Linked DNA regions of Homo sapiens: regions 1 and 2 are each linked to region 3. The links are chromatin contacts, found by Hi-C or POLR2A ChIA-PET in ENCODE. All regions are on one chromosome and are shown on one strand. The core of a region is the stretch at or near the end of the contact, and the rest is flanking DNA. Distances in the headings are between cores, read along the strand shown.

Region 1 (3,566 bases), core at 213-2,712, 110 kb after region 3:
TAAGATATGTTAGTTCTGAATAAAAAAGAACTATTATTTGAATTATCAAATAATTAATAAATTATTATTAAATAATTAATATTTGAATTATTAAAATTAATCAAATTATTATTTATTAATAAATTTAATTCAATAAATTTAAGTTAGTATTTAATAATTTATTACATAAATACTAAATTTATTTAATACATTTGATAAATTTATTTATTTAAATAATTAAAATTATTTAATTTTAATAATTTAATAATTTTAAAAATATCTTTAATTTGTTTCAACATCATCAGGAGTGATTTTATTACATATTTGTAAGGCATTTTACACCATGATGCTCTTAAATTCTGTGTCTTTTTTTCTATTTTACTCTATTAGCATTAAAGCTCTTAAATTCCGTAGGCAGCTGTGATGGTTAAATTTTTGTGTGTCAGATTGGCTAGACCATGACCATGACCACGATCATTGGCATGACCATTTGTTTGGACAAATACCAGTCTAGACGTTGATGTGAAGTATTTTGTAGATGCAGTTAAGATATACCACCAGTTGACTTTAAGTAAAGGAGATTACCCTTGATATTGTTGGTGGACCTCATACAATTAGTTGAGGGCCTTAATAGCAAAAACAGATTGTTTTGGGGAAGAATTTCTACCTTAAGACTGTAACATAGAAACCCTGCCTGAATTTCCAACCTATGGAATTGCCCTACAGATTTCAGATTTACCAGCCCCCCACCACCACAGCCTTCTAAATATTCACATTATTTTCAGTGTTCAATTTTTGCAGTGTATAGTAGCTTGCTTCATAACAAACTAGTAGTATATGTTCGCTTCATTGTCAAATCCACTTAATTAACATATCATCATGATTTGCATTCTTTGCCCTTTAAAGTGTTTTCCTATTTTTCATTAGTTCTTAGTCATTGTTGCACAGGAAATCTTCTACAACTTGCCGTTCTGTTTTTTAAGTCATATATTGTTTTGATTCTGATACTGTATTTTTCAAGACAGATAGCAGGATCTATCTTCTGTAATAACTTTACTTATAATATTATTGATTTCAACAGGCACTTCCTTTTCTTCCTTTCCCTCTCTTCATTGTTACCTATAAGGGCAGCTTTAACTCTTCTCAAAGAGTGAAATTAACCCCAAATTTCAAAATAACAAAAATGTACACAGTAGACATGATAGTGCTGGGTAGGGGCTCTGAGACATAACCAATGGTCAAAAAGGTTTTTGCCACTATGTGAGGTTTTTTCCCACACTGGCAAAAGAGCTTCTGTTTTTCAGAGCCTTTTAAATTTTATAATTGTGGAGAAAGGATTATGAATCTGTACCTGTCTCCTGCTAAAATGTCACACATTTTGAAATGTACTTGTCCTTGTTTGACTAAGCATTAAGACAAAGTGTTCTCTGCAACGAGAGCTCTTCTTGCCACCCACTTGTGTTACACATAGTACATTAATGAGGTGACTGTGATCTCATCCTCCTGGCTTGCCTTCCTTGGCTCAGATTCCAGAGAAGCAGCCGTCAGGTCCTCCAGATCCTTTGGGCTGAGCTGACTGATGACCTTACCATGGGACTCACAGCTCCTTGCTGCTCCAACATTTTAAGTTCTGGATAAGCTAGTACCCAAAAGGAGTCCTTTTTACTACCAATACCAAATCCTCCAAGAGCTTCCCTCACTCTCTTAGGGCCTCTACTGCCCAAATGCTGGTCCCCAGTGAATATGCCTTCTCAGTCCCCAACTCTATGCCATCTGGTAGGAATATAGGGAGCTGGAGGGATTTATGGCTAAGGGATCCTGCACACTTGAATTCCATCTGTCCTGCAGTAAACGATATACACAGAAAAGGATGGTGGGCAAAGAGGCACGTTCTATTTAGCTGGGCTCTGGCTCAAGCCCCAGTGTAGAGTCTTGTGAACTGGAGTAGACCACATGCAACTTGGTGAACGTATTTTGCCTAGACGAGGCTGAGCTCTTAGGCTTTTGTCTCAGGCTCTGGCCCTGCAAAAGAAAAGGCATCCTGAAGCCTACAGCATGGCCACACCCTTCCCCGTTGGGAGTGAAATGAGAGGAAGTGGAGGGAGCACGAGGAGCTGCTAAAATCTAGTCAACTGCATCTCTGTTTTTTATCTTTGACCCATTGTTCAATAGGCTTAACATCCAGGCCCATCTTCTCTGATCTCTTAGGATAAAAAGTGCCCAAAGAGTCAGTGTCAGCAGAACATTTTTGCACGAACTGACTGGTTTAATGTTTTCCACTAAGACTGTAAACCCCAAGAAGGGTTCAGTGACCCTTCTTGCCCTTGATGGTGTTCTTGAGGGAAGAGCAAAGGTAGCAGGAATGTGGAACTCTGAGCTGCTTATGGCCAACCTAGGGGATGCTTTATGAAGTGATGGTTGAATAAATTAAAATGGAACAAGACTTCCTATAATCACAATCATCGTCTATCTCAGAATGTAGCACAAAAGATACCACTGAAGTTATTTGCTTCCTTGCTACCTTGGAGGAGAAACAAAAATCTCTCTAGCTTTGAGCTATGGCTAACTGAGGCAGTAAGAGGTGTAAATGCTGTCTTTGGAAACCTGGGATCCAAATAAATCCCAACTTCCTTTTCACTTGTGTTCCCTTCTCTACTTTGGGAAGCAAATCAGAGACATTGAAGATGGTGGCACTGCCAAATATATCAGACCTCAACATGTACTCTGTAGTAAAGTCTACCCTTCAACAAAAAAGAGCACTACCACAAGATATTTATTCTTATCTTACTCTCTGAATTAAAATCCTGACCTGAGGCACTTCTCTGTCTGCATTATTTTCAGAAGAGTCTAGATCTGAAATCTAATTATATTGCATATTAAAACACCAATATTGATGTTATTCCATCAAGCCCTGTCATACTTTGCAGGCTACATCCTTTTGGCCCCGATTTGTCTTCATTCATGTTACTTGAATCATCTTGATGAAATGCTCTGAATCTGTCTGGGAGAAAGTTTATTTTGATATCTGATCTGATCCAGACCTATTCTCAAGTCCCTTTGAAAACTCACTGGTAATATGCAGTCATTTGCTAATTGAAATTTGACCAATAATTAGCCAAGGATATTCTTTTGTTCAATTATCTTATGATAGCTGGCCAGATGCAATGGCTCACGCCTGTAATCCCAGCACTCTGGGAGGCCAAGGCAGGCGGATCACGTGAGCCCAGAAGTTCAAGACCAGCCTAGGCAACACGGCAAGACCCTGTCTCAAAACCCCCCAAAAAACAAAAACTTGTGATAGTAGTCTGAAAAGCCACCTCTATGTTATTAATACAAAATCTATTTTTGGTATTGGTGTAAGTAAAGGTTTAATACCTTCCGTGAATTACAAGTTCAAGCAAGAGATGCTTTAATTTCAGCTCTTTACCTGGATGCCAAGAAATTGCCAGAATTTTCTCAAGTCTAATTTGATATTATTAATCCCATTTTACAGATGAAGAAACTAAGGCACAAATAGGCACAACACAAGGCTCAAATTTATGTAAATATTAAAGCTAGTATTTGAACTTATAGAACTCACTGGTGGA
Region 2 (3,536 bases), core at 1-2,500, 130 kb before region 3:
GCTGCCCCTTTCAGGCAGAGTTGGAGGTGCTGCGGAGAAGCCGGTGCCCGTGCGGCTGCGAGTGCGGCTGTGGGTGTGGGTGCGGTATTTGGTGCGGATGCGGGTGCGGGTGAGGGTGTGGGTGCGAGTGAGGATGAGAGTGTGGATGTGGATGTGGATGCGGATACGGGTGGAGCTGCTGGGGCTGAGGCTTGGGTTGGGGCTGAGGCTGGGGTTGTGATTGGGGCTGGGGTTGCGGCTGAGGCTGAGGCTGGGGTTGGGGCTGGAGCTGCGGCTGCGGCTGCGGCTGCGAGGGGGGCTGCTGCTGGACCAGGTGCTGCTGCTTCTGCCGCGTGGATTTGACCGCCAGGATGGCCTGACGATTCTTGTACTGCACCATCTGCAGCGTGATCTCGGCGTTCCAGCCCTGGTCTTGCGGGCACCGAAAGTCGATCTCCTTGCCCTCTGCCATCACCACAGTGAAGTACATGTACTTGCCCTTGCGCTCCACACAGTCCACGGTCTTCATGTTGGAGAAGTGCAGTTCCTTGAGCTTGACCGGCGGCTCGAGGCTGGCGACAGCGGGGCCACTGGGTTGGGACGGCTCGGCCGGCCCCTGCCCGGGCTGTTGTTGCTGCTGCTGCTGCTGCTGTTGCTGCTGCTGCTGCTGGTGTTGCAGCTGCTTGGGCGGGATAAGCAGCAGCCCTTCCTCGGTGAGGATGCAACACTTTTTCTTCCAGAGCTGCAACAACCCGTCGCTGCGCTTCTCCAGCACGCCCTCCTTCAGCGCTTTGCAGCCGCTACTCTCCAGCATCCTCCCAGCATAAGAGGGGCCGCCGCTTGGCTCGGCCTCTCCGTTTCCAGCCGCGCGGGCCGGGGGCAGCAGCAGCAGCCTCGCGCCGTCCTCGCCCCAGCGGCTCCCACGGCCGCCTGCCCGGAGCGCGCAGAGGAGGCTAACACGCAGGAGGCAGAGCGGCGGCGGCGGCTCTGGGTCCCGGCAGAGGGACAGCCGCGTCCTGATGCGCCACAAGGTCCCGGAGCTCCGAGCTGCCGGGCCTCTGCCGTCCTCTTGCGAGCGCTCACTGAAGGGCACTGGCCGGGCCCCCTCGCGGCGCTTTTGAATGGGCCATCTTCCCCACCCCCGAGTGACACCCAGCGGAAAAGGCGGCTCCTGGCGCCCGCACCGCGGGGGAAAGCCCAGCTCCAAGAGGCGCTCGGCAGCCGGCGCACGCCTCATTAACTTGGGGCCTTTCCAAAGCCCGCTGCGTCCACGCCCTCCAGCGTCTCTTGCTCCGCCTCTCGCCGCCCACTTGCTTCCGCGCTCGTTCCCCTGGAAGGCGACCCGGACCCGAGCCCCGGAAACTCCTCTCCTCTACCCAGGGCGATCGCCCAAGGAGCCCTGGCTGCCTGACTACTGCCGACGCTCACAGGGCGCTGCGAGGCCATCCCCCGCGTCCCGCTTCTCCCCGGCCCGCGGGACTCTCTGCTAACAGCCTCAGAAAGTGAGGACGGGGGCGCGGAGGCGGGGGCAGCCTCCAGGCAGTGCTGCCTCTCGGTTCTTGGGAATTAGCCCGGGGGATTCGCGCTGGGCTCCGAGAGCCCGCAGAACCAGCGTCGTGTCCTGGGCGAGCTGGGAGGCCGGGGCCGAGTCCCGCGAGTCCCGCGAGTGTGCCTCCCCCGGACGCCTAGGTAAACAACTGAGCGCACAGAGGCCGAGAGGACATCGTGTCTTCCCACGCATATTCGCTCACGGTCACTAAGTAGCTCTTCTTGGAAAGAGGGCGATTGTTAAAGCAATAGTGCGACTGTCGGGCTTGCCACGGGTGGAGAGAGGCGGACCCACGTCAGGTCGCATCTCGCCTGCTTTTCTCGACCCCGACCGCAGGCGCTAACCCGTCTTCGGCTTTCTTCTTGACCCGTACGGTTTGCAACGTCTCTTAAAACAGTAACTCAACTCTCTACAAACCGGGGTAATATCCGGTGCTGAGATCCCACACTGCAAGGCGCAGTTCCAAACGTCTGGTCGGCCTCGCAGGTCCCTCTTTCCAAGGCCTAGCCAGATCTTGGTTTTGGAATCTCATTTATCTGTGACCTGGGGAATGCAATACCCCCAGCTCCCTCCTACTCCTACATTTAAACAATGCCTATAGAAGCCGCTTCCTGGGAAGTAAGGCATAACCGAGACCTAGCCTCCCGGTAGGGAAGTTCATCCGTTTAGTAAACAGCCCCAACTACGTGCGGACCCTCACGGGGATACGAAGAATTCAACCAGGGCTGGACAAGTCAGAGTGGGCCAAGGTAAGAGTTACGGCTGCTACTGTGCCCACGTTGGAACAGATAGATTAGTTCATCTGCTAGTTGTGTGGCAAGAGCAAAGAATTCAAGAGGGGAAGAGAAAGTGAGAGGAGCTTAGAGAGCTAAGCAAGAATCGAATCCTTTGTGTGTCATGGTAAGAAATTCGAACTTAATACCAAGGTAGTCAGAACAAAGGACAACTTTTATACACGAGGGCGTCCTGAATATTCATCTAAGAAACAATGTCTGATCAAACGGGACAATCCAGCCAGCAATCCTGAGTCCCACCGGATTATGCTTGGCCAGCTTTCTAGCCTTCACATTGTTAATTTATTAGCAATCTTTTCAGGAGAAAGGCAATTATTAAAATTATGTGGACTTCTAGTAAAATTATCTCGAAGATTTACAATTATGTATACCAATAACAAAAAAACTACATGTTTTCTGCTCCCCTGCCTTTGTAGGACAAGTGAGCATTCCAGAGAATTTCTACATGACCAGCTGTTCATTCTTTTAAGAGGATGACATTCTTCAGCTCATCTGGAAAGGATACTTCCTTTAAGTCTGTTATTCACAGTCTCCAAGGGCAGGTGTAGTTGGGAAAGACATTTCATATGGAAAAACAAACTTGATAGGGTAAAAAAAAAAAAAATGAGATGTAATCTGGAGGCCCAAGTCATTTTCTTAGGAGAAACTCAAATGTGTTTGGTGTTATCTAACCTTCTGCAGTTTATCAGTCTGAAACAAATGCATTCTATTCTCATTTGAAAATGTCTGAACAGCCACCAATTTTCAAAATCACCCATTTAACTAGAGACTTTAAAGCCCAGAATTTGCAGTTACGTATTTCAGAATGATTTAGTAATTTTGTGAGCAGCTCAGAGGTTAAGTCTACAATGTCTGACTACGGTGCATTATTGAAAATATCAGTAGTGTAAGGATCCCGTAGATTGGTGATAACTTTGCTCTTGTTATTTCAACAGTTACCACCAACAGTTGGTGACTTAACAAATTAAGAGCATAGTTGCCATATGCTCATATTTGGCAAATATGTCAAAATGGCCATATTTGCCAATTTTTAAGACAATAAATTCACAGAAAATGCATTACAGAAAATAACTTAAAAAAAAAAAAAACAACTTTTGGGCCAGGCATGGTGGTTCACACCTGTAATACCAACACTCTAGGAGGCTGAGGTGAGAGGATCCCTTGAGCCCAGGAGTTTGAAACCAACCTGGGCTACATGGCAAGGCCTCCCTCTA
Region 3 (3,645 bases), core at 1,071-3,570:
TTCATGAATTGTAAAGGCCTTCACTGAAATGAGCACTTCTGGAAAAACTGAATATAATCATCAAAACAGTCACCATTTATCTGGTACATAGCTTGAGTTAATTAGACAATGATCAAAGGATTCATGTTCTGCCTGCAAACCACGCACTCAGAGGTGCAATGAGAATTAAGGAATGAGCCTTAAGAAGTCATTCAACCATTCCAAATCTTACAAAGCCTGCAGTACTAAAGGAGTACTAGAGAAGAATCCACTGGTTGTCTTTTAAGTGGTAAAGCAACACAAGCACCAAGAACTTCAGTTGGTCCTGAAATTCTCTGCTTCCATTTAAGAGCTGCTTCTAAATGTGGCAGCTCACCCACTGTCTAATTAAAATGCCTTCCCAGAACAGCTTCAAATCTGACAAGGGTGAATAGTTGCCAAATGGGCTTCTTTCTTTGCTGGATCTGTAGGTAATTTGCCTCCAGCTAACAAGAATTGGCACTAAACACCAAAAATGGGATAATGAAGGCCTTTGGACACTGGGTAAGGACTGTTCTATGATGCTCAAGTGTGGAATGAGCACTGTAGTGTGAGCCCAGATTATTCTGTCCATAAACTCGGCAACTGCATGTTGGGCAATTCTATGTTACAAGGTAGCCCGAATGTTACTCAGATGAACAGTACTCTAGTGTATGCAATGGTTTCTAGTTTATTTTGTGATGATGTACAACATCCGGTTTATGTTTCTATTTGTAGATCAAGAAGAAAAAATAACCATGGGGCAAAGGACTAGTGTTGGGAGATTTGTGTTCAGGTTCTGGCCCAGTTATTGATTCTCTTTTCTGGATTAAACTTTGGGCTCCTGTTTCCTTGTCTGTGAAATAAATGGTGGGAGACAAAGATAAATTAAGGATTTCTAAAGTATGTTTCCAGTTCCAACAGCTTCTTATTTTATAGCTAAAGGTAGTAAGAACCAACAACTTTCACTCTTTGGATTAAAGTGCTCTATGCATCAAATCCCAGTGGGTTTTAAAATTATACTGAATCTAGGCCAGGCACAGTGGCTCATGTTTGTAATCCCAGCACTTAAGGAGGCCGAAGTGAGAGAATTGGTTGAGGCCAGGAATTCGAGACAAGTCTGGGCAACAAAGTGAGATCCCATCTCTACAAAAAATTAAAAAATTAGCCAGACTGGTGGGCTCCCTTAGCCTCAGCTACTTGGGAGGCTGAGGTGGGAGATTGCTTGAACCTGAGAGGCGGAGGCTGCAGTGAGCCAAGATCACATCACTGCACTCCAGCCTGGGTGACAGAGCGAGACTCCACCACACACACACACACACACACACAAAATCAGCAAACTTTGAGTAAAGCAGATTCCCCCTCCATTCCCTCTATTATGTCAGTGGGCCTCATCCAATCAGTGGAAAGGCCTTAGTAGAAAAAGACTGCGGTCTCTCGAGGAAGAAGGGAATCTGCTGCTAGACTGCATTCGGACTCGCAACTGCAACAACTCTTTCCTAGGTCTCCAGCCTGTCAGCCTACCCTGCAGATTTTGGATTTTCTAGCCTCCACAATTGTGTGAGCCAATTTCTTAAAATAGATCTCTCTCCATCTCTTTCTCTCTCTCTCTCTCTTTCTCTCTCTCTATATATATAAAATATGAGGAACCTAATAAAAATATATTCTATATATAGTTAAGGAACTTGTTCATTAAATACATGTATTATATACTAGAGAGAGATTTATTTTAATGAATTGGCTCACACAATTATGGAGAAACCAACATGATGTGTGTGTGTGTGTGTATATTTATATATAGGTTTTAGGTTGTGTACTATATATATCATATATAGTATGTGTATATATATATAATGTGTATATATTATATATACTATGTTGTGTATACATACTCTATGTAATATATACCATATATATGTGTCATGTAAACATGGATTCTCTTTTTCTCCCAACACAACCTCAGGAGGTAGATATGAGGAAACTGTGGTTCACAGAGGTTAAGGAGCTTGTCCAAGTGTACATAGCTAGCAAGAGGTAGATGCAAAATTGTAAGAACCACGCTGTCTCCATAACGCATGTGAAGACTCTTAGTTTATGCCCAGAAGAGGGAAGCTGCTCAATATTAATTCTCTTCCGTTTTCCTCTTCCACTGCCTTTTGTCTGATTACTCAGCTGTTTCTGCTAATGTCAGAGCCAGTGAAAGCCACGAAGTGTCGTACCATTCAATTTATAGCTCTCGTGCCATCAGGAATCTGCTCCAAGGTGATTCATGCTGTGACATTCTAGCCAGAAACTGAATCTGAAAGCAGCAACTAACTGTTCCACCACAGGATCTTGGGTTGCCTCAGTTTTCACGCCTACTAGTGGTCAGTTATGGGAGTGTGGTGACCCACTGAACACAGCCGCAGTCTACACTGCTGAATTCATACCCAGAGCCAACCACAGGCCTGTGCGTTGGAATGCACACCTCATTGTCTCCACTTTCATGGTGTAATTTAGAAGTGAGAAGGGAGAGTGGGTAGTGGTCTGAACCTTCCTTTCTGGCTTGGTGCTGCTCAGAGAGCAAGCTGTCTTTCTCATTTGGTAGTCTTGGTTTGGAAGCCGTAAGTGAAACAAGAACCATCCACTCTCTGTTTCTTCTCTCTTCTCCTTTGAAACCACGAAAGAGATCTGTTCCATTAGCACAAAGAATGCATTTATGCATTTTAAGTGGTTCTTTGGCAAACCAGAGGGCTGTTCTATGACAGGCTACAGACATTGTCTGTAGCTATTCATCAGATTGATAGGTGTCCTTATAATATCGATATCCCCAAATGTAACTTCATCTCCTTGTAAATTCATCGCAGTGGGGATGCTAATGTTGGCACCAAGCTATTCTATAATTTTAAGGGAAGAGGTTTTGAGAGTCCTCTGCAGTTGGCATAACACATGTTATATCCATGCTTGGATTTTGATATACTGAAATAATTTAAAATTTGAGATAATTCTACAAAGACTGGTTTATTTCAAGTTGATTACTTCCCGACTTCCAGTATGTAACATAGGCACCATTATCTTTTTAATTAAGCTGTTGCTGTAAAGCATATTTTAAAAAGGCCATTTAAAACTTTAAGACTGTATTATACATTTTTATGGTCTGATGCAATGAACAATGTTTGGCATCTGTTATATTGTATCTACAAACACAGTGTATAGCATGGGACAAAGTTACAAACATTGGAGCTTTAACTCCTTTCCCGTCTCCTGTCCCTCCATTCTTCCTAAATGATACCAAATTCTTTTCTGGTCCACAAACACGTCATTCTCTTTCATGTCTTGCATGTGCTGTCTCCTTGGTCTACAACGATCCTTCCATCCTTCATCCCCCTCCTCCTACTACACTTCACAAATTGCTGTTCACCCTTTGACACTCAGATTAAATGTCACCTCCCTCAGGAAGCCTCTTATGATTTCCTATGCTACTTCCTTGGAGCTTAATATCTATTTCCTATAATTTTCCAAAGGCATATAAATTCAAATAAAGTTATCCCTAAACTGTCTGCCAAGCAATCTTAGAAGACATGTAGAGAGCTTGAATGAAATCTGTGCTTCCAAGAAGGAAGCATGTGATGAGCATAGACAGTTCTATTCAAAGCCTTGAGGACAAAA

Evidence for each region. Hi-C counts contacts between places; a loop is a spot of excess contacts on that map. ChIA-PET counts read pairs that join two places held with the same protein, here RNA polymerase II (POLR2A). Pooled maps may share reads with other maps.
Region 1: a loop to region 3 is called in a pooled map, with 2.1 times the contacts of the local background. The contact joins two enhancer-like sites. A Hi-C loop is called at or near these places in 8 of 50 pooled maps. POLR2A ChIA-PET finds 5 or more read pairs at or near these places in 5 of 52 experiments (OCI-LY7, RWPE1, T-cell and 2 more).
Region 2: a loop to region 3 is called in a map with no recorded cell type, with 4 times the contacts of the local background. The contact joins the promoter of PHLDA1 here to the enhancer-like site in region 3. A Hi-C loop is called at or near these places in 4 of 37 single-sample maps with no recorded cell type and 9 of 50 pooled maps. POLR2A ChIA-PET finds 5 or more read pairs at or near these places in 3 of 52 experiments (T-cell, activated CD4-positive, alpha-beta T cell and naive thymus-derived CD8-positive, alpha-beta T cell).

Annotation. Positions count from the first base shown.
Region 1 is chr12:76,265,534-76,269,099 of GRCh38, forward strand. The region is part of intron 1 of LNCOG (lncRNA osteogenesis associated); the gene reads left to right. Among named protein-coding and RNA genes, the nearest start is that of LNCOG, 7.4 kb to the left of the region's middle. Within about 2 kb of position 1,463, at least 3 of the 41 ENCODE cell types and tissues checked have a DNase peak (open chromatin) inside an H3K27ac peak, as active enhancers do.
Region 2 is chr12:76,030,526-76,034,061 of GRCh38, forward strand. It overlaps PHLDA1 (pleckstrin homology like domain family A member 1), which reads right to left and starts at 1,251. Exons shown (of 2, transcript NM_007350.3): 1 at 1-1,251. The coding sequence starts at 1,216. The coding sequence ends at 11. PHLDA1-AS1 (PHLDA1 antisense RNA 1) reads left to right here. Exons shown (of 2, transcript NR_186034.1): 1 at 1-69; 2 at 386-853. It overlaps PHLDA1-DT (PHLDA1 divergent transcript), which reads left to right and starts at 1,288. Exons shown (of 2, transcript NR_185978.1): 1 at 1,288-2,277; 2 at 2,739-3,536. RefSeq lists a silencer at 787-936 and an enhancer at 1,157-1,406.
Region 3 is chr12:76,156,556-76,160,200 of GRCh38, forward strand. No RefSeq gene overlaps it. Among named protein-coding and RNA genes, the nearest start is that of NAP1L1, 74 kb to the left of the region's middle. Within about 2 kb of position 2,321, at least 10 of the 41 ENCODE cell types and tissues checked have a DNase peak (open chromatin) inside an H3K27ac peak, as active enhancers do.